2 separate regions of the Homo sapiens genome follow, and region 2 is linked to region 1. The links are chromatin contacts, found by Hi-C or POLR2A ChIA-PET in ENCODE. All regions are on one chromosome and are shown on one strand. The core of a region is the stretch at or near the end of the contact, and the rest is flanking DNA. Distances in the headings are between cores, read along the strand shown. Region 1 has its middle 54 kb from the start of MIR1587. Region 2 has its middle 110 kb from the start of ATP6AP2.

What was found. A loop is a pair of places that touch in the nucleus more often than their neighbours do. ChIA-PET counts read pairs that join two places held with the same protein, here RNA polymerase II (POLR2A). Pooled maps may share reads with other maps.
Region 2: a loop to region 1 is called in a pooled map, with 3 times the contacts of the local background. The contact joins two enhancer-like sites. A Hi-C loop is called at or near these places in 5 of 50 pooled maps. POLR2A ChIA-PET finds 5 or more read pairs at or near these places in 2 of 52 experiments (Caco-2 and OCI-LY7).

The regions. Positions count from the first base shown.
Region 1 is chrX:39,890,614-39,893,372 of GRCh38, reverse strand. No RefSeq gene overlaps it. Among named protein-coding and RNA genes, the nearest start is that of MIR1587, 54 kb to the right of the region's middle. RefSeq lists an enhancer at 1,229-1,508. Within about 2 kb of position 1,437, at least 3 of the 41 ENCODE cell types and tissues checked have a DNase peak (open chromatin) inside an H3K27ac peak, as active enhancers do.
Region 2 is chrX:40,467,154-40,469,912 of GRCh38, reverse strand. No RefSeq gene overlaps it. Among named protein-coding and RNA genes, the nearest start is that of ATP6AP2, 110 kb to the left of the region's middle. RefSeq lists an enhancer at 1,242-1,536. Within about 2 kb of position 1,437, at least 8 of the 41 ENCODE cell types and tissues checked have a DNase peak (open chromatin) inside an H3K27ac peak, as active enhancers do.

The sequences.
Region 1 (2,759 bases), core at 188-2,687:
ATTGGTTCCGCCCTAGATCAGGTATATTGGCCTGGCCAGTCAGCAGTGGTCAGGGAGGTTTGGTCATGAGGAATATTGGAGTTCCCTAGCCTACCCCTTAAGCAGGGACTATGGATAGATATATGGGGGAATTTAGCAACAGTCATCTCCAGAACATTTCTTGAGTACTGTGTCATATTTTTTCTGAATATGCTGGAATACAACCCAGAGCCCTGAACTAAGAAACAGCTCAATATATGGTTGCTAATTGTTTGAGGAAAAGTAACTTTCTGTCCAAACTCTGTTGTCTGTGTTTCCTCCCCACTGCTTGCTTCTCATCTGGGAGTGGAAGGTTTCAAGGAAGGGTAATTATAGCCAAAAAGCTAACTTCTCCAATATATAAAAAGTTCCTAGAAATTAAAAAAATCAGTGATCTGATAGGAAAAATATGCAAAAGATATGGACACATAGTTTATTGAAAAGGACCTACAAATGGCTTTTAAACATGTGAAGTGTTGCTTGCTCTCACTTATAATAAGAAAACACAAAATAAAACTATACTGAGATATTATTTTTTTACCTAGAAGGTTGGCAAAAGAAAAACTGATAACACGCTATGATGGTGAGGCTGTCTACAGATGTGCTCTCTTACATTGCTTGTAGGAGTATAAATTAGTCCAACTCTTATGCAGGGAAATTAGCAATATCTATCAAAATTTCAAATGCACATGCCTTTTTTTTTTTTTTTTGAGATGGAGTCTCACTCTGTCACCCAAGCTGGAGTGCAGTGGTGCCATCTTGGCTCACTGCAACCTCTGCCTCCCAGGCTCAAGTGATTCTCCTTCCTCAGCCTCCCGAGTAGCTGAGACTACAGGTGTGCACCACCACACCCAGCTAATTTTTGTGTTTTTAGTAGAGACAGGGTTTCAACATGTTGACAAGGCTGGTCTTGAACTCCTGACCTCAGATGATCTGCCTGCCTTGGCCTCCCTAAGTGCTGGGATTACAGGCTTGAGCCACCATGCCCTGCTGCACATACCCTTTGATCCAGCAATTCCATTTCCAGGAATTTACCCTACCTGTGTATGTATTGTATGTTGTATCAATCAATTGGCTATTGCCACATAACCAAGCATTCCAAATTTTAGTGCCTTAAAACCACAACCATTTATTATTTCTCACTATTTGTTTGGTTGGGCGGTTCTGCTGATTTGAGTTAGACTAGGTTAATCTTGGCTAAATTCACTAGTGTGTCTGTGGTCTGCTGGTGGATTGGCTAAGAACTGGCTTATCTAGGACAGCCTCAGCTGGGCAGTATGACTCTGTCCATACCTGCTCTCATCTTCCAGCAGGCTAACTTGTTCTCAGGCTGGCCCGGGCATGTTTCATGCCAATTACAGGCAAACAAAAGAGGAAACGGAAACTTCAAGTGCTTTCTTAAGCTTTTGCTTTCTTTGAGTCTGCTAAGCAAGTAACATGGCAAAGGGGAACGGAAATGCACTCTGCTCCTGTAGTGAAAGAAGTAGCAAAGTCAAGGGTCAAAGGGCAATGATACAGGGAGAGGTAAAGACTTGGGGCCATCTATACCATCAGTCCTCCACATGTGTCAAATCCTCCACATTTATACATGGTTACTTACTGCAGCATTGACGTTGATAGAAACAATCAAAACAGCCATCAGTAGGAGACTAGCTGAAATCAACTATGATGTCTACTCTGGAATAATCTGCAACTGAAAAAAGATGAGTAATTCCTCTGTGTATGACTGGAGAAATCCTGAAGGTAGATTGTTAAGAGGAAAAAGCCAGGTGCAGGACACTGTGCATATATTATGCTACCTTTTATGTAAAAAAGGGGAGAGCAATAAGAATATGTGCATTTGTATTTCCTTGTATTTGCATGAATTAACTTTGGAAAGAGAAACAAGGAACTGCTAGTGGTAGATGTATGGGGGTGGGGGAGCACTGGGTAGACCGGGGAACAGAGATGGAGGGGGTACTTTTCACTGTATAAATAAAAATAAATCCTATGCTGATATAATAACACACATTCAAAACATTAACATCAAATATCCTCAAACGTGCAATAATACAATTTTAAAAAGGAGAGGAAAATAAAGGGAGAGTAAAAGGACTGCGTGGCTTCCAGAGGTCTCTGTAGATACAAAAAAAAAAAAAAAAAAAAAAAGTAGGGCCTGTGACTATGACACTGAGTAAATTATGCTTAGTTTAAACCTTGCTACGCAACCTGCTTTGCCCTTTGTGGATCCGTTTTGGGAAACACCCATTCTCCAGTGGAAAAAGAGCTGGTGTTTCCACTCCTGGGCTGTGCTGTCCCTGTGGAGTGACAGAACACTCCCCCGCCCTCTGCTCATGACCATGGGCTGACATTTCTAAAGGCTGCCACGTGCATTTTCCAGACACATTTGTGGGTTGACATGAGCTGGGATGTAGTCCTTGGCTCTTCAAATGTCAGTATGCTGGTCTGCCCGAATAGAATCCCCTTTCTCTGGAAATGCCCGGAGCCATGTGAGAATGGGTTTCCATGACGTTCATCCTCATCAGGCTCTAGACACGAAGGAGCCCCTGAATAACAACCGACCCACTCCTGGGCCTGTGGTGGGGGTCAGCAAGACCCTGCAGAAGCATAACTCAACAGTGACCCAGCACCAGGCCCACACCTACTTAGGCATGTCACTAAAGCCATATGATGACTGCTTTGGGCTCCTAAAGCATCCAACAGAACAGAGTCCCAGAGTCAGTGTCCCATCCTCCCCTCTG
Region 2 (2,759 bases), core at 188-2,687, 580 kb before region 1:
TGTACTAGAAATTATATATATATATATATATATATATTCTGGTCCTTTATCACAGATGGTTTGAGAAACACTCCTGTAGACATATCAATCGTATAGAATAAGGGGATATGGGTTTAGTTATATCCCCACAAATCAAGGCAAGGAGTTGGAGAGGAGACTCAGCGATGTGCCGTTTCACACCTCTATATTTTTCCTCATGCTATTTCTCTGCTTGGAATGTTCTGTGTGTCCTCAGCAGCCCCACTTCCCGCCCAACCTCTTTACACACGTGAAGTCATCTCAGTTCCTGGAAATGTGGCTTCCTTCAGGAAAGATTCATGACTCCTCCCCACACCTTGCTGCAGAACTGGCTCTTCTTCCTTGGTGCTATTTCAGTCGCGTGTGCACTCTGCCATTGTTGCACTTTTCACACAGGGCTGGGTACATTTATGTCACTTTGCCCAATGGGACTGACAGATCCTTGAAGGTGGGGCTGATGATTTATGGTTTTAAATGCCCAGTACAGAGCACAGAGTAGATGCTCATTAAATGTTTGCTGAATTCAGTTTTTTAAAAATTGTGTAAAATATATATAGCAGAGTTGGGTGTGGTGGCTCACGCCTATAATCCTAGAACTTTGGGAGCCCGAGACCAGAGGATTACTTGAGGTCAGGAGTTCAAGACCAGCCTGGGCAACATGGTGAAACCCCGTCTCTACTAAAAATACAAAAACTAGCTGGGTGTGGTCATGCACACCTGTAATCCCAGCTACTTGGGAGGCTGAGGCAGGAGGATTGCTTGAGCCTGGGAAGCAGAGGTTGCAGTGAGCTGTGATTGCACCACTGTACTCTAGCCTGGGCAACAGAGTGAGACTGTCTCAGAAAAAAAAAAAAAGAAACATATATATATATATAGTAAAATTTACTATTTTAACCATTTCTAAGTGTACAGTTCAGTGTCATTAAATACACTCACGTTGTTTTGTAATCATCAGCACCATCCATCTCCAGAACTTTTCTCATCTTGCAAAACTGAAACTCTGTACCCATTAAACAATAACTTCTGCTTCTCCTCTTTTCTGCCCGCCCCCTAGCCCCTGGCAGCTACCATTCTACTTTCTGTCTCTATGAATTTCATGACTCTAGGTACATGATATGAGTGGAATCATACAGGATTTGTCCTTTTGTGACCAGCTAATTTCACTTAACATAATGTCTTCAATCACATGTGTCAGAATTTCCTTCCTTTTTAAATGACTTCAATTTAAAATATTCAAGATTATTATATAGTTGTGCAATGAGTAGGAAGGGCATTCCCCCCGCCACCCCAGCTCAGCCTGTATTTGAAGCAGAGAACAGAGGACAAAAGGGTGTTGATGATCCAGGAGGTGGCAGCAGAAAACAAAGGGCCACTGTGTTCTGCAGGGCTCCTCCTCTCTTCCTGCCCTGTTTGCTCTTGTTCCTGCTCAGCTGTTTAGTTTAGCCTCTTGAAAGGAGGAGGTTCCGATCTGGACAGCCTGCCCAGTAAGGAACAGGCCTGAGAGGTGTTCTGGCAGGAGGGCAGCAGAGCACAAGTGGTGACAGTGGAAATGGACTCAAAGTCCCAGTGGTGGCTCCACCAACACTCACTGGCTGACCAACCACTTAACCTCTCTAAGCCTGGTCTATAAGATTGGGATGACAATATCGTGTACCTTACAGGGCTGTTGAGGGGATCCGATGAGGTAATGCATATAAACCACTTGGTCGGCTTGGAAGCACTGCATATGCCAGTTATTGTGTTTTTATTACTACTGTGAATGAAGAAGAAAGTACAGCTCATTATTTACACTTCCTGAGAAGAAAGTGAAACAGCTCCAGCATCATTCAGCCTTCATCTTTGGGGCATTTCTGGTTCCTTTCTCTTTTTCTTCTTCCACCCTCCAAACTTTCACCTTAGGAAGTGTTTCTAGACCAAGTGCAGTGGCGCACACTTGTAATCCCAGCACTTTGGGAGGCTGAGGCAAGCAGATCTCTTGAGCCCAGGAGTTTGAGACCAGACCGAGCAACATGGCGAAACCCTGTCTCTACTAAAAAAATCCAAAGCGAAACCCTGTCTCTACTAAAAAAATCCAAAAAAAATTAGCCGGGTATGGTAGTGTGCATCCCAGCTACTCGAGAGTCTGAGGTTAGAGGATCACTTGAGCCCAGGAGGTGGAGGTTGTAGTGAGCTGAGATTCGTGCCACTGCACTCCAGCCTGGGCGATACAGCCAGACCCTGTCTCAGAAAAAAAAGAAAAAAGGAAGTGTTTCGGTTCCATTCTGTCGAAATGTCATTAACTGCCACTACACTGCCAATGAGAGAAACAAAGAGGCACGACGGAATTCATTCAGGGTGTCAGCAAACACGATTGGAAGCATGAGCCGTACGCTAGGTTGTGTACTGGGAACAAAAAGAACAAGGAGCCAAATAGCTTGACCTAGAGGAGTCCACACCGTAGAGTGCGACCCAATATGGAAGTAGATGTTCACGACATCTTCCATCTTCCCCTCCAGGCCCACCCTCCACCCCCTCCTCCCTGCCCTGTGCCCCAGGAAGCTGACCCTTATGCATTCATTGCACTCATCTCAAAGGGCCCCCCACCCTTTGGCTCCCGTTGGCCAGTTCCAGCCAATAGGGAAGCCCCACCAAGAGATCAGAGGGCAGAGGAGAATGAGGGGACGCATTTAGTCTATCTTCCTCCCTGTGAAGTCTACTTGGGCTGACTGATCCTTCCACTGAAGGCCCCCATTTCTTTTAAG